Regions from separate parts of the Homo sapiens genome. Here all the other regions are linked to region 3. Evidence: chromatin loops called from intact Hi-C (ENCODE). Cell type or tissue: heart left ventricle. All regions are shown on one strand. Region 1 overlaps PDZD2 (PDZ domain containing 2). Region 2 has its middle 49 kb from the start of C5orf22. Region 3 holds the start of PDZD2 (PDZ domain containing 2). Region 4 overlaps PDZD2 (PDZ domain containing 2). Region 5 overlaps PDZD2 (PDZ domain containing 2).

Region 1 (5,000 bases), 99 kb before region 3:
GTGATCTGCCCGCCTCGGCCTCCCAAAGTGCTGGGATTACAGGCTTGAGCCACCGCACCCAGCCAACAGCAGAATTTTCAATGGAAATTTTACACATGTAGGATCAAGATCCTGAAGCATTTCTTTGAAGAATCGCAACAGGAGAAGAAACATGGCTTTACCAGTACAATCCTGAAGACAAAGCACAATCAAAGCAATGGCTACCGAGAGGTGGAAGTGGTCCAGCCAAAGCAAAAGCAGATGGGTCAAGAGAAAAGATGGGAACAGATTTTTGGGATGTTCCAGGCATTTGTTTGTTAACTTTCTGAAAGGCCAAAGAACAATAACATCTGCTTACTATGAGAGTATTTTGAGAAAGTTGGCCAAAGCTTTAGCACAAAACCACCCAGGAAAGCTTCACCAGAGTCCTTCATCACCACAATAATGCTCCTCTTCTTTCCTCTCATCAAAGAAGGGCAATTTTGTGAGAGTTTCAATGGAAAATCATTAGGCATCCACCCTACAGTTCTGATTTGGCTCCTTCTGACTTCTTGTTTCCTAATCTTAAAAATACCTTTAGAGGGCATCCATGTTTCTTCATTTGATAATACACTGAAAAGCTGTGACATGGTTAAATATCCAAGACCTTCAGCTCTTTAGGGAGGAATTAAATGGCTGGTATCATGGCTTACAATAGTGTCTTGAATTTGATGGAGTTCCTGTTGGGAAATAAAGTTTATCTTTTTTTTATTTTTATCTTTTAATCCCATTTTCTGCTAACTTTTTGAAGTCTCCTCATATCTTCCCTTCTTTTATCTTAAACATTTTATCATATAATTATCATTCTTCAAAGACTGACATTTTAATAACTATATAATACTACAACAAATGGATCAACATAATTTATTCTGCTAATTCTATTGTTGAGAATTTAGGTTATGGCCCATTTTTTTTTGCTACCATAAATGATGCTCTGATGAATAAAAAATTGTCTTTATTTCCTATTAGTTCTGCAGGATGTATTTAAAGACAACGAATCATGTGTTGACAGGGCATGCATTTTGAGACTCTTTGCACATATTGCACACATGCCTTCCAAAAAAGGCAGTAGCCACTTACATTAAAATTGTGCATATTTGGCCCGGTGTGGTGGCTCACGCCTGTAATCCCAGCACATTGGGAGGCCAAGGTGGGTGGATCACTTGAGGTCAGGAGTTCAAGACCAGCCTGGCCAACATGGTGAAACCCCATCACTACTAAAAATACAAAAATTAGTCAGGTATGGTGGCACACACCTGTAGTCCCAGCTACTCAGGAGGCTGAGGCAGGAGAATTGCTTCAACCCAGGAAGCGGAGGTTGCAGTGAGCGGAGATGGTGCCACTGCACTCCAGCCTGAGCGACAGAGCAAGACTGTGTCTGAAAAAAAAAAAAATCTATATATATTTAAAAATCCTGTATTTGCCCCTTAGTCTTCCTTAACTTCAGAAACAACCACTTTTCTAAAGAGATGGGGCTCCCTCTCCTTGTGTATCGCTAAACGATACTTAGGCAATAACTGCAGCTGTGTTCTTCCCAATGAAGCTTTTATTTCATTTCATTTCATTTCATTTATTTTTGACTAGAAATAAACATGCAACATTTTCTAAAAGAGGCAAAAATGCACTTGATTGTTTTCAAAGAGCCTCTGGTGAGTGGGCTGTTGTGAAGTCCCATGAAACGGATGAATCTATCCCCATCATATAAGTCAAGATGAACAGGCTTGAAGGAGAAGCATTCCATTTGAAATGGCAGCAATAGTTTGGCAATAGAATGGCCAAAATGCCCATTAGCTGTTTGTCAGGAATATTTTTAGAAAGTGCAGAACAAGGCTGTAAGAAGAACTGGCGCTATAGTGTCACCCTCTCCCCAGGAATCTGCCTGCAGCCTTCTGAAGCCAGCCTGGAACCAGCTGTGCTCTCTGCACCGACAAACCCAGCACCCACACAAGCCAGACAACCCTAAAAGCACAACCAAGCAACAATACACGGCTGGCCACCCAGAAGCCCCTCCAAGGATCATCAAGATTTCCACTCACTGCAGGTGAAGAATTTCCGTTATCAGACTGGGCAGTTGTGAGAAAGTCTGAGGTTAAAGCTGAGGACTCCATGTGTGGTGAGGTGCGCTATCATTTTCTCAGCTCTCTGGAACGAAACGATTCTGGGAAAAATTCCCATGATCTGAATACATTGTAGATTTCATATCTTGTGATCTCTCGAACATTCCAAAAATGTAATTTTCACTGCTACCCTTCAGGTCTGTTGTCTTCCATGGTGATTGAAGCTTGCACTTAGGCAGACCTGGGTGGCCCTGAGCAGGTTACTTCACATCTCTGAGCCTCAGTTTCCTCATCAGAAAAGTAGGGCTAGTAGCAATGTCTGTTTCATACGGTTCTTATGAGAATTAATGAAATAATCCACATAAGCACTGTGCAGGACACCTGCTCTATAAAGAGCCCGGAACAAGTGCTTATTTCATTCTAAGTAGTCATGATACAGTTTTAAAGCAGATTTATCCAGCTAGAAATTATTGGCACATTTTCCTTCTGGATACTACTGCTCTCCAGCCTCCCCACCAGAGGAAGGAGAAGAAAGGAGATGAAACCTCAAGAGGACATCTGCATTATTTTAGCCACTCCGATAAGCCACATACAGGAGGAGGAATTTGTAACAACAGCTAAAAGTGAAGTTATTGAATGACCTATGGCCATTCTGGTCCCCATTTAGCATCTCTTGAGGATATGTACATTAGTGTGAACGCTGTACAGTAGCAGGACTGGCCTCAGATCCTTTCCCTATAAGAAGTAGACTGCTCTGGCCGGGCGCGGTAGCTCACGCCTGTAATCCCAGCACTTTGGGAGGCCAAGGCGGGCGGATCACGAGGTCAGGAGATCAAGACCATCCTGGCTAACACGGTGAAACCCCATCTCTACTAAAAATACAACAAATTAGCTGGGCGTGGTGGTGGGCGCCTGTAGTCCCAGCTACTCAGGAGGCTGAGGCAGGAGAATGGCGTGAACCTGAGAGGCGGAGCTTGCAGTGAGCCGAGATGGCGCCACTGCACTCCAGCCTGGGAGACAGCGAGACTCCATCTCAAAAAAAAAAAAAAAAAAAAAAAAAGAAGTAGACTGCTCTGACATTCCATAAAATGGCTGCATCCACCCCAGTGCTAAGGTGTAAGTGGGCATATTAGGTCATTCTTGCATTGCTATAAAGAAATACTTGAGTCTGGGTAACTTATAAAGAAAAGAGGTTTAATTGGCTCATGATTCTGCAGGCTGTATAGGAAGCATAGTGCTGGCATCTGCTTCTGGGGAGGCCTCATGGTGGAAGGCGAAGTGGGAGCAAGCACGTCCCATGGTGAAAATGGGAGTAAGGGAAAGAGAATTGGGGGGAGGTGCCACACACATTTAAACCACCAGATCTCAGATCCTGTGTGAACTCCGAGTGAGAGCTCACTTATCACCAAGGAGATGGCCCAAGTCATTCATGATAGATCTGCCCCCATGATCCAAACACCTCCCAGCAGGCCCCACCTCCAACATTGGGGATTTGGGCTGGGACAAATATCCACACTATCAGTGGCCATACCTTCAGGTTAGGCAGCACCATAGATCTGAGGTCTAACCTTATTCTGCCACTGATTTGGCAAGCCACTTCCCCTCGCCAATAAAATAAGGCAATTAACCAGTGCTCATCTCTAAACTTTTCAGTATTATAAGAATATGTAGTTCCATCTGCATAAACAGTTTTAAGATCTAAAATATTTATTCCTGTAGATTTAGTGAAATGTTTTCTTTGTTCACATTAGCGTGGGCAAATGGGTCAAGAAGGTAGAATGATAAATTGAAACAAGATTATGGGCTGTTGGTAGACTTGTGGATTCAGTGCAGAAAACCTGCATCAAACTAGGTCAAGCCAACAGGTCCTTATTGAGTGGCTTTCACAGCCGAGCCTGTAACAGATCCTCATACACTGCCGTAGCACCCACGAGCCCTGTGCAGACTTCCAGGCAGAACGCGAGCAGTGACAGGAAGATAAGCCAAAAATAAGGAAGCCTATTGATTATTTTAATGATATTCTTTTTTATGTTTACTGACAAAGTTGCCTCAAGTCATCAAATATTTTATTGAAGAATATTTTCCACCCAGTGAATAGCTGAAAACTGCATAGCAAAACACAAGATACTGTTAGCATTACCTCCGTTTTAGATGATTTTTATTTACTGCATCCCTCTGCCCCCAGATAGGACCACCTTAACAGCTGTATTCTGAAAACTGTCACCTTAGAATTCCTTTGTGCTCTATATAATTTGGAGTTTTTTTTGTTTTGTTTTGTTTTTTAAGACAGATTCTCACTCTATCCCGCAGGCTGGAGTGCAGTGGTGCGATATTGGCTCACTGCAACCTCTGCCTTCCGGGTTCAAGCAATTCTCTTGCCTCAGCCTCCCGAGTAGCTGGGACTACAGGCGCATGCTACCGTGCCCAGCTAATTTTTGTATTTTTAGTAGAGACGGGGTTTCACCATGTTGGCCAGGATGATCTCGATCTCTTGACCTCGTGATCTGCCCGCCTTGGCCTCCCAATGTGCTGGGATTACAGGGGTGAGCCACTGAGCCCGGGTGCATATCAGGCTAATTTTTGTATTTTTAGTAGAGATGGGGTTTCGCCATGTTTGCCAAGCTGGTCTCGAACTCCTGACCTCAGGTGATCCACCCCACCTTGGCCTCCCAAAGTGCTGGGATTACAGGCATGAGCCACTGCACCCAGCCTGGAATATTTTAAAATACAGAGTTTACAAATGGGTCATGGAAGGTCATTATTGGGCTCTTCTTGGTTAGCTTTACCAGATGGTAAGCTCCCATCAAGCTACATACTCTCATCTCTTACACTTTTATCTTACAGATTTTAAAAAAGCATCGAGATCCAACTACCAGGAGAATAGGAGGCAGCAGTGACCCAGTGACAGCACGAAGTGCCCCCACC
Region 2 (5,000 bases), 57 kb after region 3:
AAATCAGAATTTTGAATTATAGCATTAATGTTCAGTTTAACACATGTAAAATTTTATTTAATCATATGAGTTATTACCACAAAGAAGACATGATTTGGCAAAGCCATTTTGCACTTTGTGATATGCTTTGTAAAACTGGAGTTTTTAAATTGTGGTAATTAATTCATGAAGGGTTAAGGATTTTATTTCTGCTTTCTGAGGTTTATTAATATTTAAAGCCTGGATATGTATTTGAAGCATAAAGAACTTTATCAAATTAAAGAGTGGCAAATCATTCCCCTTTGAAGAAAAATATTACAATTTGCATTCAAATTCCTTCCTTATCTTTTTTAAAGAGGAAAGGCAGCATTAATTTTAGGTCTCATTATATTTACCATCCAAGAGTTTGCAAATGGAAATTATATCGAAATGATAAATGTAATTCTGTTTATGCTTTTCCTGGATTAAACATATATGCACATACACATATATATATTTTTTATTTCTTTGAGATGGAGTCTCGCTCTGGTGCCCAGGCTGGAGTGCAGTGGCGCGATCTTGGCTCACTGCAACCTCCACCTCCTGGGTTCAAGCAATTCTTGTGCCTCAGCCTCCTGAGAAGCTGGGATTACAGGCACCGTGCCTGGCTAATTTTTGTATTTTTAGTAGAGACGGGGCTTCTCCACATTGGCCAGGCTGGCCTTGAACTCCTGACTTCAGGTGGTCTGCCTGCCTCAGCCTCCCAAAGTGCTGGGATTTCAGGTGTGAGCCATCACACCTGGCCACACACCCATATTTAAATGTTAAGAAATCAGCAGCAGTTATTTTACCCATCTGCAGTCTGAGTCTGATGATACGACAGCCTTCTCTCCCTCCCCTTTCCCTTTCCCTTCCTTTCCTTTCCTTTCCTTTCCTTCCTCCTTTCCTTTTTCCTTTTTCCTTTCTCCTCTCCTCTCTTTTCCTCCTATTTATTCCCAATATTGGCTTGGTACTGGGAATATAAAAAAGGATAAAGTATTACCCTTTATCTACAGAAATTATAATCTGGTGCCACTGTACACACTGTACACAACTAAATATAAAACAATTTGAACACAGCGAGAACTGATTCCTATGAAGGAATCAGAATTTACAAGATATCTGGAGACAGAGTACATTGCGTTGGGGCTCAGAACGTACCACACCAAATATGACTGTAAGAGACCAGAATATGCCACCCCAAAATATGCCTCCTTGGCATGTTGCTTATTTTGAGCTGGTTATTTTGAGAAAGTGCAGACACAGGAGTATTTCTGAAAAGTTACCCTTTAAAAAAAAAATTTACATCTTTAAAGGCAGTCTCCATTTGTAACAGTGTCTCTCTCTGCACCAGGGAAAAAGGAAGAGTAAATCAGTAGAGACTCATAACCAATGGAGAAGGCTTACATTTAAATCTGCACAAAAAACCTTACCTTCGTTTTATGGTGTTTTCCAGACCTTTCCCCAAACCCTTCTTTCTTTTTTTCCCGGAATGATGATATTTAAGCTTGAAGTTTAAATGCTTCTTTTGAGATCCACTCTAAATATTGACACATTTCTCAGAGTTTCCTCCCAAATATACATGAGGCATATACGGTAATAAACTGTTTGTTTTTCTCATGTTAATCTCTCTTTTGTTAGAGGTAGTCCCAATTAAGACCTATTAAGGGTAGAGAGAAAATTATTTTTCCATCCCTGCAACTGGGAAGAAGTCTCTGAAGCGGACACTTTTTCACTTTGGCTTGGAGGGCGTGACAGGCAACAGGAGAGGGCTTAATGCAGAGGGGCACAAAGTACCCCAGGGCACAGGTAGGTACTGTGCAAGCCCCTGCATCCAGGGAGGTGGGTGACTTCTGGTCCACTGTGGACCTGACCACACTCTCCCCCAAGATCACTCACAGACACTGGGAGGAGAGTAGGAAGCCTAGGGGTGTTGGGTTAGAACTGGAAACACCTGGGTCGGGGGCAGGGCGGACTGCACGTAATCATGTAATGAGGAATGGCTGTTCATTTCTAGCATAAAAGAGAATGCATTGCAAGCACATTTAAAGAAATGAGTGCTCTATGAATAGTGCTAAATTAAAAATTCTTGGACAAAAGGATGTTCTTCAAGTTCCAGATTATTCAGAAACAAATTTATATGTGCAAACTGGACATGAGCTATTCTTTCATTCAACTGTTATTTATCGGGTGCAGGCTATGGGATGCTGTCAGCATTCAAGGCACTGGGAACCAAAAAAGTTCTTACCCTTGTGTCATATTCTAGTGACACCTATTCAGTTTTAGTTCATCTTTCTAGATTAAAAACACACACACACACACACAACAATTGTCAGAAACCAACTTAAAGATTTGTCAAGACTAATTTAAGTGACTGACCAACAATAGTCAAAAAACTTAGATGCATATGTAATGGGATGTTTTTTAACATTCTTCTTATTAAAAGAAAATTGCATCATTGCCTTTATAGTAATATGTTAAGATCATAAAACTGAAAAGCGCTCCTTTGATAAATCTGGTAGTCTAGGGCCACCTGGTGTCCAAACTATTTAATTACGTTATTTAGCAAAGAAAAAAGAATACTTTTTTTTTTTCTGGTATGATTCCACTTATGGGATGTCCAGACAGGCAAATCCATAGAAACAGAAAGCAGGACAGTGCTTTACTCTTTTAAACTTGAAATTCCCTAATTAAAAGAAGATATTCCCACAATTAAAGATTAGAACTTAAAATATATTAGCCAGGTGTGGTGGCATGCACCTGTTAAGGAACAAAGATTCTGTATTAGTTTCCTATTGCTGCTGTAAAAAATTATCACTAACTTGGTGGTTTAATGCAATACAAGTTTATTACTTTACAATTCTAGGGTCATATGTTCATAATGGGTCTCTAAAATCAAGGTGTCAGCAGGGCTCTGTTCCTTCTAAAGGCCGTAGAGGAGGATCCATGTCTTTCCCCTTTCTACCATCTAGAGGCTGCCTGAATTCTTTGGCGGGCAGTCCCCTACTGTCTTCAGAGCCAGTGATGACTGCTGAGTCTTTTCCATGATGCACCCCCTCTGACGCTACCTCTGGGCCCACCTGGATGATCCAGGCTACTCTCCCCATCTCAAAGTCAGTGGATTTTTTTTCTTTTAACAGAGATGGGGGTCTTGCTGTGTTGCCAGGTTGGTCTCAAACTCCTGAGCTCAAGCAATCCTCCCTCCTTGGCCTCCCAGAGTGCTGGGATTATAGGCATAAGCCACTGCACCTGGTCGTCAGTGGATTTCTTAGTTGCATCTGCAAACTTAATTCTCCCTTGCCCTATAACATAACCTATTCACAGGTTTTGGAGATTTGGATGAGGCCCTCTTTGGGGAAAAGACATTTTTTGCCTATCATAGAGTCCATTAGTTTTTTCTGGAGGCAAATATGCTACTTTTTAAGTTTCAGTTAAATGGGAAAGACATTAAACTGTTTCTCTGTCCCTATTTGTAACTTGGAATCGATGAACAGGAAGAGAAACATTGCTTCTGCCAATGCCTGTAAAATTAACCAAGGGTTTAAAAATCCCCACAGTGAATTTTTATTTATGCTTTCTTTACTAATCTTAGCTAGAAAAACCCAAACTAAATATTAAAAAATGTTGATCTTAAATTAATTCAAGTTGACAAAGACAGGTGTAAGCCCAAATACTGCTTGATAGTACACGAAACATACAAGTAGAAGGTTTTGTTTGTTTGTTTGTTTGTTTACTGGGCAAAATGGTTTTATCTGCAAACTAGTTAGAATGAAGCTCACAAAAATGGAAAAATAGGGACCTCTGAAGGGGATAAAGAAGGAGAAAAGAGGAAGATAACGGGGGTCTGTTTTTTACCTGTACCTCTTCATCACAGTAGCAGGTGAACACCCTGCATATATTGGTCATTGGCCAGCAAGAGCAAGAGTGACCCTCCATACCCAGGAGATTTGAATGGGTTGCTCCTGAAGTGGCCTTCAGAGTGAGGATGATAAACACTGTCCTTCTCTTTTCTGTGAATGTAGGCAGTGTATGCCCATCTAACTTCAATGGAAAATCAGCCAGAAAAAGCGCTTGGATTTTCAATAGTGCTGCCCTGCCTTTTCTGGAATGTCATATATAAGGGGCTATGGTAAGGGGACATCAGTATTATCTAGGTAGAATGAGAAAAAAGAGAATTGAATTATTCAAAGTAATTGAATCATTTTAGAATATTCAACTATTAATAATAATTGAGTATTCAATTATTTCTGTTATAAAAATGCTTTAGCAACTGTTAATAGTGCTGATAGTAGTAAAGAGAGTCTTTCCAGGACCTATGTAAGGCTTTTCTCCAGTTTGAGGAAGCCTTCATGAAAACATTACCTCCAAGAACCTCCTTAAAGTTATGTATTAATTAAAATTTAATAATTTTAATTAATAAATTTAGTAATTAACAATAAGTATAACAATAATTATTTAAAATAATTTAATTAAATATTTAATAATTAAAATTATTAAAGTATTTTAATAAATAGCAGTCATTAAATTGCTAGCTTAAGTCTTGGCAGTATGTGTTATATAGTTTTCATTGTAGAGGTTTTACATGTCTTTTGTTAAAGTTTTTCCTAAGTATTTCGTAAATTTTAATGCTTTTAAAAATGGTAATGCCGGCTGGGCGTGGTGGCTTACACCTGTAATCCCAGCACTTTTGGGAGGCTGAAGCGGGTGGATCACAAGCTCAGGAGATCGAGACCATCCTGGCTAACACGGTGAAACCCCATCTCTACTAAAAAATACAAAAAAATTAGCCAGGCGTGGTGGTGGGCGCCTGTAGTCCCAGCTACTCCGGAGGTTGAGGCAGGAGAATGGCGTGAACCCGGGAGGCGGAGCTTGCAGTGAGCCGAGATCGAGCCATTGCACTCCAGCCTGGGCGACATAACGAAACTCCGTCTCAAAAAAAAAAAAAAAAAAAAAAAAAAAAAAAGGTAATGCCTACCTGGCCCTTTGGAAAATTAAAAAAAGAA
Region 3 (5,000 bases):
AGCCTCCTCAGCCTCCAGCACAGCAAACCACAGGTATTCCAAAAATAAAATGATTGAAATGAACAGAGAAATTATCATAAGTTTCCTTAAATAGTAAACTGCCATAAAGTACATGCAAAATCAATTTCAGCGATAGATTTAAAGTATAATTCAATATTTTTCCAGGAGCATATTAACTATGTCAAGGTAGGTACATTTATATACTTTACATGGTTCTGATTTTTCCTCTCCTAGCACCTGCCACCCCCCTACTCCTACACCTAACCCCCGCAACACACACACTCACTCACACAACTAGGTGGTTATTATAGGAGCAGAAGCTCTGGGCCCATCCTAATGGAAGAAGGAATTCATGAAGCCAGAACCACCACCTACAGCCAGGGGTGTGTTCTGAGACATTCTCTTCTGCCCCCACAAGCAGCACTCCCACTTCACACCTGCCAACCTGTACCTATCTGGCCACCACCCAGAAGTCACAACCCACAAAAGCTGGCCCAGTAGAGATGCCAGGCCCCTAAAGCCCTCCAGTGTTCAGAGACCCCACTGGAGAACAGGCCCTGAAGGTCCAGGGGGTCTCTCTGCAAGGACAGATCAGGGCATCACTTACTGCAGCCACTCAGCAACCACTTCCAGTAGTTTCATTGCGATTTGTCAAGGCAAACATATCCACCTACCCTACCTTTGGTGGAGGCAAGAGGTTAGGCCAGCTGCAGGGGACAGACTCAGACTCAGCTCCATCCCCCAACACTGCCCAACGGCCAGTCCCAGGGCAGGTCTGGAGCTCTGGAATGCCCTCGTGCCTGCCATTCCAGTCTCTGCGACCAGCCCATGCCAGACCTTGTCCTCTTCCCACTCCAGTGTCCCTTATCAAGGTCTCTGCATAGATTTGGGCTGCCGAGGACAGCTTCTGGCAAACTCCTGCCAGGGGTCCTGGACCCTCCTGCTGCTGAATTCAGCCTTGCGCTTTAATGGATTTTCCAAATAGCGGGGACCACAGGCAGCTCAAAGACTTAAAACACAAACGCAAACCCGAGGGAGGGAGAGAGGAACAGAGGGAGGGAGAAACCAGATTTTAGGAGAAACTCGACTTCAGAGAGAGAGCAGGATTTCCCTATCACTATGTTCCCCATCTCCCCGGCAGACGCCAATAACCGGCCCTAAGATGCCCTTGATCTTTGCGCGCCCCCTGCATTCCCTCGCCCCGCGTCTAACGTCTCATCTGGGCAAAGAGGCGGGGGTTGAGAGATGAAACAAGCCCGAGGGAGGATGGTCCCCAAGACATTACCTGAGGCCGGAGTACCTGAGTACCTCCACTCCTGTCGGAGGAAGGGACCAGAAGACGGCCCAGGGATGGGGACCCGGGATGCGCGCCCGAGCAGGAGGTCCCGGCCCTGTCTTGAGTACCCCCGGCAGTGCGTCTCCGGTTGTCCCGCTGTCTCGGTCCCGCTCTGTCTAGCCCCCTCCCCTGGGCTGCGCCCTCCCCGTCCCCGGCCGGATGCTAGAGGAGTTTGCGCCGCCCAACGTGGGACCCCGGTTCGGCGTCCTCACTCCCCGCCCTGCCAGGGCTGGGATTCCCGCACCCGGATTTGTAGCTAAACTTTCCTGGGCACACACGGTCTCGGGGGTGCCGGGCCTCCCCCATCCCCTGCCCACCCGGAGCCGCGCGTCCCGGCTGCAGCGGGACGGTCGCTTCACCTGCTCGCGGCTTGGCCGAGGCTCCCGCGGCTTCCTCGCGCGTCCAGACCCAGGCGCCGCCCGGCGGGTCCCCGCGCAGCTGCCGCCACCGCGGCCACCACCGGTGCCGCCGCCGCGCCTGCCCCGAGCTGCAGAGCCGCGGTTCGCCGGCAGCCGCGGGAGGCGCAATCCCGGTGCCTTGGGTTCGGCCTGCGGCTCCTCGGCTGCCTGCAGCCGCCGCCCCGCCGCGTCCCGCTGCCCGGGGCCGGCACGCACCGGCGCTGGGGTCCGCTCCTCGCCTCGCTGCGCAGGGGATCCGCCGAGCCTCCAGGATGGGCGGGGATTCCCTCCCCCTGGTTGATTCGAGGGGCGGGAACTCCCTTCCCCGAGTGACAGGGACGGGGGGCGGGGATTCCCCTGCAGGAATAACAAGGTGGGCGGGGATTTCCCCGAGCGAGCCCCGCCGCGGGCAAGGCGTCTCTCTGGGTGAGCCAGGAGTCCTGGTGCGCCCGCTTCAGAAACCTGGGGATCGTGGGAGGAAGGCATCCAGGGAGATGGCTGCTCCGAATCTCCATACAGGCGGGGCTTAGGGCGCCATCTAGGTGGAACAGAGCGAGCTAGGGGACGTGAAGTTGCCTCTGCATAGCACTTTACACAGCAAAGAGAAAAATGTCAGTTACCTTATCAAAGAATGGGGCGGAGGGGCCACAGGAGATGGGGGAAGAGCTAACCACTCACCCCAAGCTACCCTTAGCCTCTGGTCCTTGGGATACCAAAGGTAATTTAGCACTGGTACGAGGATTTCGGGGAGAGGGGACCTCTTGGCACCTCAGAGCTGCTTAATCCCCCAGTTAAGCCCCTGGGGGGGAATCCCATGGCCCTGGGGTGGTGGTTTTGGTCCCATGAGCACTAGCCACGAGCTCCTGCCGAGTGGACTGTGAGAGCTAATGCCAGCCGCCCTTGGCTCCCGTCCAGGTCACTCGAGGAACCGAGCCTCAGGCTTTTGGGATCCTTCATTCCGGTGGATTTTCAGGAAGGCCTTCAAATATTTTTGGTTCTTTTTTTGTCATCCTTGTCATTCTGCCTACCAAAGGGAGAGGATGATAAGAACATAATAGGAAGACTGCACAGCTCTGCAAATTAAGCTCTCTTAAGAGGAAAAAGCTGGTCTTTTTCAAGTGCTGGCAGATAAGAGTAAAAACATATGAAAAATTGCAAAACCTGGGATAATGAATAGTTGAATAATGCTTTTGACATTTTCTACAGAACAGTAATTGGAAATCTTTGCTTTCGGGGGGATGGGGATGGGACAGGGCAGGCCCCAGCTGCAGTTCTGCCCAGCAAGGCAATAAACTCTGGCCTCTCCGAAAAGCAGGCAGACATAAATCACCTGCGCAGACCGGACAGCGCTGTCCCACCACACCAGAGACCAGAGTGGGCCCAAGGCATTTGGAGGTGGTATTGTCCTCAGGGGCTGGGGTGGAGAAGTTCTTGATTTCAGCTGTTCTTCAGCTTTTATAATTACCAGGCCATTGAGATCAATGCTTGCACAAATCCAAGCATCGTATATGACAAGCTGGGCACTCAGGCACTCAGAGCTTCTCTTCCTATGTGTAAATAGAGAAAACACCTACCATGCAGGATTGCTGGAACTAGCAGTAACACAGCTATTCAGCACAGCACTTAGGAGGTGCTCAATGAAATGGTAACCATTATCAATGAAAGGTATCATTGGGACACTACAAAAAAATCCTTCTAGAAGGATCAAACAGGGCTGGTGCTTTCTGTTTTTTCCACAATCCCAGGCCCATCTTCCACCACTCTGTCCCGTGTTTTCTCAGCCTCTGTACCCAGCACATACCTTGGGCCTACCTCCCTCAGCACCAATGAAAAGTTTGCTGAATCAATGAATATGCAAATAAATGTATCACTCAAACTGTAGTCACTGCTATTTCTTATCCACTCCATCCCCAACTCTTTCATTCCAGCCATGTACTCCTAATCTGTAAATTCTGTTTCCTCTGCCAGAGTGACATTCTCACTCTCCTGTGTCTGCTGAAATCCCAAGGAGGTAAATGTCATCTCTACTGGAAAGGCTTCTCTGATCATCAGAACAAACATCACGTTTCCTCTGCCTTGTTAATTGCTGCAATGGTAGCACTTTATGCAAATTGCTCATCTAACCCTTGTCAGGTGTATTATGTTGTAGGAATTATGGCGTTTTGTCTCACATATTTCTAGCTTGTGAGTTCTTGGAGGTAAGAGAACTTAAAGCTTATTGTTTGTGTTCCCAAAGCCTAGGGTGGCATGGTGTCCGACCCAATAGCCACTCAATAAATATTTGCTGAATTAAAATGAATTGTTAGGTATATACATGTATGTTATATGTGGCATATATTATGTATAAATACAATATATACAGATGTATTTTATAATCTGTCTCCTTCAGACATGGCCCTGCTGACCTGCTTTAAATACTTCGTTTCAATCACTTTTCAGCTGATATTTTCCAGATATTTTTGGCAAGTTCTTATCTGCTAATAATAGCTCAATTCACAGAGGTCAATCAAATGCATGGAAATTTTGTTTTGCCCTTGCAGTCTTGTCAATTTGGAAAGCTGACAACTGAGGGCATTTATTTTCCAATGTTTGAAGATCAAAATGTAAATCCTTTTTGCCCCCTTGTTAAACATTTAGTCACAGATTAGTATTTCTATCAAAGTTGCCATTTTAATTTAGTGCTCATAATATATGTGATGTGGAGGAGGAGGAGGCTGTATATAGAATATCTAAGACTTCAGAGCAAAGGAAGATTAAAATGATAAACAAAGAAAAAATGTGTGATCCCAAGCTATATCAGTGACAGAATGTAGCGTGGTTTAGGTGAGTCCAAGTAGATTCTCATGGATTGCAGTGCCATGTGGTTTACTTCTGAGCTTTCTCCCTCTATGAAGAAAAATCTACAGACCAGGCAGCTGAAACTAAAACTGGAGGTTTGCTTACCAACTCTTGAAAAGACTGCTTTCCATCTTTCCGCCTCAGCTGCTCTTCCAAGTAAATTTCAAGGGAGGAGAAGTAGCCTTAGTCAACAACTGGCTCAATTCCCTTTCTCCTCCCAGCCTCTGTGGGTTCATTTTATCTCCAAAACAGATTCTAGCTTCCTGTTTACCTAGCGAATTACCCTTTTTTCTTTCTTCCACAAATTCCTGGCCACTAACTCTTCCATTCATGACCTCACGCTAGAACGAGCCATCTCCTGGCCAAGAAAGGGGCTTAAAAAGAACAAATGAGGCCAAGTGCCCTGGCTCATGCCTGTAATCCCAGCA
Region 4 (5,000 bases), 170 kb before region 3:
TCCAAAAGTGCTGAGATTACAGGCATGAGCCACCCTGCCTGGCTAGAGCTTGAAAATTTAAGGCTATCCACTCCCCTCGACCCCATAATAGTTCAGGCCTCCTTTCAGGAATATTTGTGAAGATACATTTGTGATCCCAAGGTCAAAATTTCTTAATAAATCCCAGCCCCATTTAAACTGATCAACCTTATAGTCCAGCCTAAGGGCTGGGGAGACATGCACTTCAGCTATGGAACTAGCCCAGCCTTCCTCCCCAAAAGGACATGGCTAAATTTAAGTCAAAGAGACATTGCAAATGATAGAATCATCTTTCCTTTGGTGAACAAAGAGCCCTGAGGGATGAGTCAGCTATTACACCATCACTGCAGCCCTGGCATCCAAGTTTCTGTGACTCAAAGATAAGAGATCCATACAATTCAACATTGTTGCTCCATATAATTCAACATTGTTATTCCAAGTTATCAAAAAAGCCACTAGTAAGGCCAGGTCTGTAACACCAGCACTTTGGGAGGCCGAGGTGGGTGGATCACTTGAGGTCAAGAGTTCGAGACCAGCCTGGCCAACATGGTGAAGCCCTGTCTTTACTTAAAATACAAAAAATTAGCCGGGCATGGTGTGCACCTGTAGTCCCAGCTGCTTCAGAGCTGGAGGCAGAAGAATTGCTTGAAGCCGGGAGGCGGAGGTTGCATTGAGCCAACCAAGATCGTGCCATTGTGCTCTGTCCAGCCTAGGCGACAGCGAGACTCTGTCTCAAAAAAATAAAAAATGAAAAGGCCACTAGTATCAGAGCTTCAGAACATTTTAAACAAACTCTCATCCTCAAAATCTTTGGAGAAAGATCACATCTCAAAGAAGAATCCCATGAAGAAATCTATATAACTGTTTACAAGCTTTGTTTCATTTTACATTGTACAAGAGTTATATATTTGGGTCCTTAAATAGCAGATATTGTTGTCCTCCAGCAAGAGGTCACCTTTTGATATTGGTGCCCTCCAACACCAGAAGATGCAAGTGCAAGTCTGTTCATTTCTGTACTTGGCAAACCCAGGTGGAATGGGAGTGAAGTTCATAGGAACGGCTCACCTACTCATTGCAGTTGGTTACCTGCCTCTGCTTCCACAGTAACTAAGAAAGGGCCAAGGGCCAAAACAGGTGCCAAAGCCTGAAGTTCAAAAATCTCTGGAGGCGGCTGGTCGTGGTGGCTCAAGCCTGTAATCCCAGCACTTTGGGAGGCCAAGGTGGGCGGATCACAAGGTCAGGAGATCCAGACCATCCTGGGTAACACAGTGAAACCCCGTCTCTACTAAAAAATATACAAAAATTTAGTGAGGCGTGGTGGTGGGCACCTGTAGTCCCAGCTACTCGGGAGGCTGAGGCAGGAGAATTGCATGAACCCGGGAGGCGGAGGTTGCAGTGAGCGGAGATCGCGCCACTGCACTCCAGCCTGGGCGACAGAGTAAGACTCCGTCTCAAAAAAAAAAAAAAAAATCTCTGGAGAAGAAAAGAAAAAGTCATTTTGAGGGCATATGGTGCTCAAAACGAGAGAATAAAAATGTTCATAACGTATTTAGTACCCGGACAGAAAAGATAAAGTAGAAGTCAGGATTGCTGAAAATGGCCCAGGGGTGCCTATAGATAGACGGGTATGAAGTTGGACCAGTAACACTATAACCACACTAAGATGCTTTTATCTTTCTTCTCTGTATGGTTTACAATTACCATTACAATTCCCGAAAGTAGTGCTAAGAGTTTAAAAGCGAGTGTCTTATGTAGGTATTTGGGTTTTCCATCTTCCATGGCTCAAGTTAATCACCCAGGGGCTGTGCTGCCCCCATTCAGAAAGGTTGTGACCAGGGTACCAGAGGAGGAGCAGGTCACTGGGATAAAATTAAAGAGCATCTCTGGATCTGGCTCTGAAACCTCAATCCTCTTTAAATGATGGAAAGTCGCTCTTTTTATGGAATCTCTTCCCTCATAAAAACAAGTGGACCCTGAAAAGCAGCTGTGCATGTGGCTTTCAACAATGATCTGTGGGCTGCGACGGAGGGTGTGGCCAAGTTTGCCAGTTTTCTGAAAGAACTCACCCCACTGGCCATTGTAGTGTTGGAAATTGTCTTGCTGCTCACGCTTTCCTTAAAAGGCTTCTGATTCCAGAACAGAGTTAGAGAAACTGGGGACGAATAACTCCCCTCTGTCATCCATCACGAAGAGCTGAGCACAGGCGGATTTCTCAGATCAGCTCCTCATTCATTAGTGCGACTCCTGAGGGCCGAGGCTGTGTGTGTGAAGGGACTCGAATGGGGCACCTCCCAGGGCCACAGGAAAAAACACCAGTCACAGACAGGAGAGGATAGCTCAGATGTTGCCATTCAAGAGAGAGCTCTGAAGGCTGAAAACATCAGCCAAACAGCACGGCGGTGAAACACACACAGCCTGTGAATAATAAACTGGACTGGGGCTCCCAGCACTTTCTCTCACTGTGCTGGATTTCAACCACAAGATGGCAGGCGACGGCCCTCAGATCCTCACAGCTTGTCAGATGGCACTCCCAAGAGGTGAGGAAAGCAAGCTCCCACTGTCCTCTCCAATGGCCATCGCCACACTCTTAGGAGGCAGCTATAAGCTACACTCTTGTTGAGATGGAAGGTTCTAGATGTAACTATCCATTTTCAGAACAGGTAAAAACATAGATTTTCTATGTTTTTATGTAAATAATAAACTGTTAAAAAACCATCCTAATTTCATTAGTTATTTTTATTATTTTTTTTTTTTTGAGATGGAGTCTTGCTCTGTTGCCCAGGCTGGAGTGCAGTGGTGTGATCTCGGCTCACTGCAACCTCCGCCTCCCAGTTCAAGCGATTCTCCTGCCTCAGCCTCCTGAGTAGCAGGAACTACAGGTGTGTGTGCCACCATGCCCAGCTAATTTTTTGTATTTCTAGTAGAGATGGGGTTTCACTATGTTGGCCAGGCTGGTCTCAAACTCCTGACCTCAAGTGATCCACCCGCCTCAGCCTCCCCAAGTGCTGGCATTACAGGCATGAGCCACTATGCCCAGCCTCATTAGTTGTTATTTATGATGTTAAAGAAAACATTCTAGAATTTGAGTCAGAGTGCATGAATTCTAGGCGTCACTCTTCTCTAAGATGATACTTGACCCCAGGAAACCACCTCCTGAAGCCTCAGTTTCCACCTTGGTAGAGTGAGAAAACAGGACTTGGATGAACCCTGGGATACCTTCCAGAAACCAAGTCCTGGAGTGAAACAGCACGTGGAGACAGCAGTCTGAAAGGAATGAAGCGGGTCACGAACAAACAGTCCGTAATGCTTCACTTACACTTCATCCTTGGGGAATGGGCTGTTCCACATGGCAGGTTTTCCACATAATTGAATTTTAAATGCTGAAACTTGTTTTCGTTTTAACCGGTAAGGGAAATCTTTCTAAAGTGTATTACATGCTTCTCTGGCTTTTTAAACAGCAAGCTGAGTATAATTTCACCTTTCCTTAATGTCTCTAAGTCATGGTGATGACGACCTCTTACTATATATCCAGTCCTGCACAGAGCGTCAGGCACCTTTGAGCATATTCAGGTAGGCAGGACCCTTATGCTAAATGGCCCCAGAGACTACAGTATCAAGCTACAATTGGCAATTCTTTCTCTCTACCATCTCCTACCTACATCACTACCTGCAGTCATTTTTCCAAGTAACACCTTCTAGCAGCCTCTTGACACTGTTTAAAATCTGCTATAATGCAGACAGAACTCAAGGTTGCCATGGGTAACCAGAGCCTAAGCTTGCAACAACCCTAAATTTAATTTTACATGCAAGTTCAAGGCAGCGGGTACTGTGCTGAAGGTGACTTCTGACCAGGGCTGACATTCCACTGGTCCTCACAGCATGTCATACTTCCGTACCAATTGGCCTGTCGCCCTGAGCCCCCCAGCCCCCTCCTGCCAGCCCAGCATCCTGGCCCCTCTTCTAGGACCACACAGACTTCTCACACTCCCGGAACTCAAAGGTGCTGTCAGGCCCTGCAGGCTCCGGGACCCGGTTCTTGCATCCGCCAGCATCCCTTCCAAATGGGGGTCCCCATGCCACGCCACTCGCTCAATATTGGAATGGACCCCAGTGTCTGGACCAAAGATTATTCTTTGTCTTCCCTGTGGAGTGAACAGGCAGAGTTTGAGGCTCTTCTCTCTCCCTCAAACTCAAAGGGCTTTTCTCAGATGCATGCTGTGCTCTGGGTCCACGTTGCCTGAGGCTGACTGGGTGGGGTGTTACAAGTTACCTCTGGCTGAACAGCTACCATGTGCCAGATGCTGTATTCAGTACATTAGGTAAATCATCTGTCATCCACTCAACAACCCCTTTAGGGAAGTAGCAGCAACAGCCTGTGGCTGAGGTCACCTGCCCCCATCACACACCCACTAAGTAGGTCCAAAAGCCTGACACACCTCTCTCCGAGGCCCGCATTCTTTGCACTGTGCTCTGCTCACGTTTATTACTGTACAAAGATGGCCGGGTGCAGTGGCTCATGCCTGTAATCCCAGCACTTTGGGAGGCTGAGATGGGTGGATCACCTGAGGTCAGAGGTTCAAGACCAGTCTGGCCAACATGGTGAAACCCCGTCTCTACTAAAAATACAAAAAATTAGCCAGGCATAATGGCAGGCACTTGTAATCCCAGCTACTCAAGAGGCTGAGGCAGCAGAATCACTTAAACCCGGGAGGTGGAGGTTGCAGTGAGTCGAGATCGCGCCGTTGCACTCCAGCCTGGGCAACAAGAGTGAAACTCCGTCTTAAAAAAAAAAAAAAAAAAAACAAAGACGCCCAAAGTTTACATTCTGCAAAAATGCGTTTTAAGCGAAAAGACTTTTACTTTTCAGAAAAGACATTTGTTTCTGTTTTGGTGTGTGGGTTTTGTTTTAATTAATTCCATATTTTGCGACCAATTTGGAACAATCTGTCCTTAGGGAACAGATCTGGTTTACTTATAGAAAG
Region 5 (5,000 bases), 86 kb before region 3:
CCATCAAGCTCATGCCTATTCTTGGCAAGGAATTTCTCACTTGGCTCTTCAGATAGCTTGGATATTTGTTCCTGCTGAAATCTCATATTAAAATGTAATCCCCAGCGCTGGAGGTGGGGCCTGGTGGGAGGTGTTTGGACGGTGGGGGTGGATCGCTCATGGCTTGGTGCTGTCTTCGTGATAGTGAGTGAGCTCTTCTTGCAAGATCTGGTCGTTTAAAATTGTGTGGCACCCCCACCCTTTCTCTCTCTCGCATGCTCCTGCCATGTGAAGTGCCTGCTTCCGCTTCACCTTCTGCCATGAGTAAAGGCCTCCCTGAGGCCCCCCAGAAGCTGAGCAGATGTTGGCACCATGCTTCCTGTAAAGCCTGCAGAACTACAAGGCAATTAAACCTCTTTTCTTTATAATTTACCCGGTCTTAGGTATTTCTTTATAGCAATGGGACAACGGCCTATTACAGCTCCTTACTATCTGAATGGTAGATAGCTTTCTGGGCCAAACTTGTGCTCTAGAACACAGTGGAGTGTACAGGTCAAAGCCTCAAATAGGATGGTCTTCCCCAGGTCTAAGCCCAGGCCGGCCCTGCCCACCCTCTGTCCTCCTGCAATCCTCCCAGATCTGCTGAGGGGTACAAAAACTTTGTCCAGGCAACTTTGATCTGGGTTTCTCATCTTCAAGTTGATCCTCCTCTTCCCAAATGAAACCTACGCGTGCTGGGTAATATACTTTTTTTTGGAGATGGAGTTTCGCTCTTGTCTCCCAGGCTGAAGTGCAATGGCACAATCTTGGCTTACTGCAACGTCCACCTCTTGGGTTCAAGTGATTCTCCTGCCTCAGCCTCCTGAGTAGCTGGGATTACAAGCATGCATCACCACACCCAGCTAATTTTTGTATTTTTAGGAGAGACAGGGTTTCACCATGATGGCCAGGCTGGTCTTGAACTCCTGACCTCAGGTGATCTGCCTGCCTTGGCCTCCCAAAGCGGTGGGATTATAGGCGTGAGCCACCGCGCCCGGCCCATGCTGGGTAATATACTACTACTGTACGCATAAAAAGGTGGCAACGGCATGTGCAAGCATCACTCCCTGGCCCTGGAAGTTAACTCAGAGCAGGCACTTCTCCTCACAATCTACAGATAAGGAAAGGCAGGCTCAGGACGGAGTGAGTTTCCCCAAGTTACACAGCCAAGGGGAGGCAGTAGGGCTCCAGAGCTGTGCTCCTGCCTTCTCGGTTCAGCACGCTTTCTACTCCATTATGCATCTGCAGGGAAGACCCAGGAGTATCCAAGACTGCCTATTTCATCATCTGTTACGCATGCGGCAGAGAGTGGAGACCCAGGCAGCTGGAGGAACGGCCCTGTGAGAAGAGATTGTATAGTCCTAGAAAAAGACCAACTGGAAGACCACGGCGTAGCAGAAGCCATTCCGGCAATGAGAGATTCAAACACCAAAGTGGATCTTTTTCAAGATCTAAATCCAAATCAAGATCACGGTCCAAGTCCCAGCCCAAGAAAGAAATGAAGGCTAAATCACGTTGCAGGCCTGCATCTCATACCAAAACTAGAGGCATCTCTAAAAACAGATTCCAAAGCACATTACAAGTCTGGCTCAAGATATGAAAAGGAATCAAGGAAAAAAGGACCACCTAGATCCAAATCTCAGTCAAGATCATAGTCTAGGTCTAGGTCAAAATCTAGATCAAGGTCTTGGACTAGTCCTAAGTCCAGTGGCCCCTGGTAGTATAAACCATGATCATTTTTAGACATGGATCATTCATTTACTCATAGTTTTATTTACTTAAATTATCAGGAATACAATGTTGCAATGATGCTTAAAAAACACTTGTTAGTTTTCCCTGTATCAGGCAATGGTTATAATTAAAACAATATGCTGTTGAGAAGCCACTCTTTTTTTTTTTTTTTTTTTTGAGATGGAGTTTTGCTCTCGTCCCCCAGGCTGGAGTGCAATGGCATGATCTTGGCTCACCACAACCTCCGCCTCTCGGGTTCAAGTGATTCTCCTGCCTCAGCCTCCCAAGTAGCTGGGATTACAGGCGTGTGCCACCACGCCTGGCTAATTTTTTTTTGTTGTATTTTTAGTAGAGATGGGGTTTCTCCATGTTGGTCAGGCTGGTCTCGAACTCTTGACCACAGGTGATCCATCCGCCTTAGCCCCCCAGAATGCTGGGATTACAGATGTGAGCCACCGTGCCTGGCTGAGAAGCCACTCTTAGGAGTCCAGTTTGTTTAATGTCATGGACAGCTACCAATTTGTGGTGTCTCTGTATATTTCTATAAAAATTCTCATGTTTTATGCTTGAAGTATTTGGTGAAAAGATGTTAGTTGACCATAATTTGCAACACTGTCTTATTAAAAATAAACTTTCATATTCATATTTGGTAGAACCGCTAACCTAGAAATGTAGCTTGCTAATAAGACAGAATGATACAAAAGTGAGGTGGTAGCCACAGTACAACACTGACTGGCCAGATGCATTTAGGTTCAGGGTGGACCTTTATGTCTTGTCAAGATGTCTAGGCCCATGATCATTATTTATGATGCAGCGTGGATTTGTTTTTTTGTTAACCCCACTGTCTTGGGGAATGATGCCAACTGGGTTACACAGTATTTTCAGGGAGTTTTTTTTTTTTTTTTTTTTTTTTGAGACGGAATTTCACTCTTGTTGCCCAGGCTGGAGTGCAATGGCACGATCTCGGCTCACTGCAAACTCCACCTCCCGGGTTCAAGCGATTCTCCTGCCTCAGTCTTCAGAGTAGCTGGGATTACAGGTATGCGCCACCATGGCCAGCCAATTTTTGTATTTTTAGTAGAGACGGGGTTTCTCCATGTTGGTCAGCTGGTCTCGAATTCCCAACCTCAGGTGATCCGCCCATCTCGGCCTCCCAAAGTGCTGGGATTACAGGCGTGAGCCACTGCGCCCGGCCTTTTAGGGAGATGGAGTCTTTGACTGAAACATGGAGACTTCATGACTTTTTTCTGGTTCCCATGAAGATTTGGAACATAGAAAACATCACAAAAGCTCACCTTAAAATTTGAGCAGGTTGATGATGGCCAAAAGGATTGTAAGGGGAAAATAATGTTCCTATGAAGTTACGCTAAAGTTTAAGGAGTATTGTTGACCATAATATTGCTTAGTTTTTTTACAGCTGTTAGAAGCAAGTAAATTGTTTCAAAGTAGGTTCTGTGTGTGTGTGTGCACTGTGTAAAAGAATTGAAATTTTGATGTTTACAGCACTTGGCCTGTGCATTTATATCAAAATTTCCTGCCTCTTCATGAGAGAGGCTTGCCTTTCACACCTCAGTTTATTCAAAAAGAGGCAAGTTGAGGGCTGGGCACGGTGGCTAACACCTGTAATCCCAGCACTTTGGGAGGTCGAGGTGGGCGGATCGCCTGAGATCAGGAGTTCGAGACCAGCCTGGCCAACATGGTGAAACCCCGTCTCTACTAAAAATACAAAAATTAGCCAGGCGTGGTGGTGGGCGCCTGTAATCCCAGCTGCTCGGGAGGCTGAGGCAGGAGAATCACTTGAACTGGGGAGGCGGAGGTTGCACTGAGCCAAGATCGCGCCATTGCACTCCAGCCTGGGTGACAAGAGCGAGACTTCGTCTCAAAAAATAATAAAAATAATAATAATAATAAAATAAGAGGCAAGTTGAAAGACAACACTCTCACTCTAGGTGATTCTGTGGTGCTATGAAATTTAAAATAATTTTGGAAAAAGGATCAGTCAGTTTTAAGCAAGAGTCACATCTTTTGAGTTTTTGGTTATCAGTGTAATACCTGACTAAAAATAAACAAGTAATACCTTTAACCATTGATAATTTCTAGTATTTCTCTGAAAGATTGTTTTGGGGACAAAAGTGACTTGACATGTCCAATCTCATTCCAGAAAAAAAAAACAAAACAAAAAACTAGCATCTTAAAAAATCTCAGATTGCTTGCTTACAGAAATAAGTAAGAATTATCATGGAGAAATGATTCTTTTTAAAGGATTATTTTTTTCAGTTTTGGTGTTAGTAATCTAGGCTTCGCCTGTAAAGAACAAAACAATGGTTTTTAAATACTGTTTGCGGAATGTGTTTAAAGGATTGACTCTAGAATCTTTGTATATTTGAGAGTATTTCTAACTTTCATTTCTTTACTGTTTTCAGTTAATGTTCATGTTCTGCTATGCAATCATTTATATGCACGTTTCTTTAGATTTTCCTGGATGTATAGTTTAAACAACAAAAAGTCTATTTAAAACTGTGGCAGTGGGCCAGGCACGGTGTCTCACGCCTGTAATCCCAGCACTTTGGGAGGTTGAGGAGGGTGGATCACCTGAGGTCAGGAGTTCACGACCAGCCTGGACAACATGGTGAAACCCATCCCTACTAAAAATACAAGAATTAGCCAGGTGTGGTGGTGGGCACCTGTAATCCCAGCTACTTGGGCAGCTGAGCAGGAGAATCGCTTGAGCCCGGGAGGCAGAGGTTGCAGTGAGCTGAGATTGCGCCACAGCATTCCAGCCTGGGCAACAGAATGAGATTCTGTCTCAAAAAAAAAACAACAAAAAAACAACCCACAAAAAACTGTAGCAGTAGTTTGCAGTTCTAGCAAAGAGGAAAGTTGTGGGGTTAAACTTTGTATTTTCTTTCTTGCAGAAGCTTCTAAAAAGGCATTTTTATATGTTCTTTTTAACAAATCTTGTGTACAACTTTTAAAACATCAATGTTTGGATCAAAACAAGACCCAGCTTATTTTCTGCTTGCTGTAAATTAAGAAAACATGCTGTAATAAAAACAAAATGAAGGGGAAAAACATAAAAGATAAGAAGAAATCAGCTGTACAGAGTGGAGAGGGTGGGAGGGTTCCAGGGGAGGGGGCAGGCTGTCCGTCCAGGCAGTGGGAGAGCTCCTGAGCCAGGAACCCAAGGGCGTGCTTGAGGAATGGCTTGAAGGTTAGTGTGGCCAGCCAGCCAAGGTGAGAGGGAGGAGCAG

The links. Hi-C counts contacts between places; a loop is a spot of excess contacts. Peaks named below come from ENCODE experiments on the same cell type or tissue, not always from the same donor. Only the 100,000 strongest peaks of a DNase experiment are listed, where the experiment ranks them.
Region 1: a loop joins it to region 3, with 2.0 times the contacts of the local background. A loop is called at or near these places in 9 of 110 quality-filtered maps.
Region 2: it touches region 3 in a loop (7-fold over the local background); 11 of 110 quality-filtered maps call a loop at or near these places.
Region 4: a loop joins it to region 3, with 13 times the contacts of the local background. A loop is called at or near these places in 37 of 110 quality-filtered maps.
Region 5: it touches region 3 in a loop (1.9-fold over the local background); 8 of 110 quality-filtered maps call a loop at or near these places.

The regions. Positions count from the first base shown.
Region 1 is chr5:31,735,303-31,740,302 of GRCh38, reverse strand. All of the region lies in intron 1 of PDZD2 (PDZ domain containing 2), which reads right to left. Among named protein-coding and RNA genes, the nearest start is that of PDZD2, 99 kb to the right of the region's middle. In heart left ventricle, no CTCF peak of the experiment used is centred here; no DNase peak of the experiment used is centred here; H3K27ac peaks cover 1,092 bases.
Region 2 is chr5:31,579,210-31,584,209 of GRCh38, reverse strand. No RefSeq gene overlaps it. Among named protein-coding and RNA genes, the nearest start is that of C5orf22, 49 kb to the right of the region's middle. In heart left ventricle, a CTCF peak has its summit at 2,537 (motif pointing left); no DNase peak of the experiment used is centred here.
Region 3 is chr5:31,636,133-31,641,132 of GRCh38, reverse strand. PDZD2 (PDZ domain containing 2) reads right to left here and starts at 2,002. Exons shown (of 25, transcript NM_178140.4): 1 at 1,696-2,002. RefSeq lists a silencer at 1,699-2,048. In heart left ventricle, CTCF peaks have their summits at 2,054 and 2,253; DNase peaks (open chromatin) are centred at 1,217, 1,362, 2,082, 2,612 and 1 weaker place; H3K4me3 peaks cover 2,626 bases; H3K27ac peaks cover 4,367 bases.
Region 4 is chr5:31,806,752-31,811,751 of GRCh38, reverse strand. All of the region lies in intron 2 of PDZD2 (PDZ domain containing 2), which reads right to left. Among named protein-coding and RNA genes, the nearest start is that of MIR4279, 130 kb to the left of the region's middle. In heart left ventricle, a CTCF peak has its summit at 2,499 (motif pointing right); a DNase peak (open chromatin) is centred at 2,511.
Region 5 is chr5:31,722,265-31,727,264 of GRCh38, reverse strand. The region is part of intron 1 of PDZD2 (PDZ domain containing 2); the gene reads right to left. Among named protein-coding and RNA genes, the nearest start is that of PDZD2, 86 kb to the right of the region's middle. In heart left ventricle, no CTCF peak of the experiment used is centred here; no DNase peak of the experiment used is centred here; H3K27ac peaks cover 219 bases.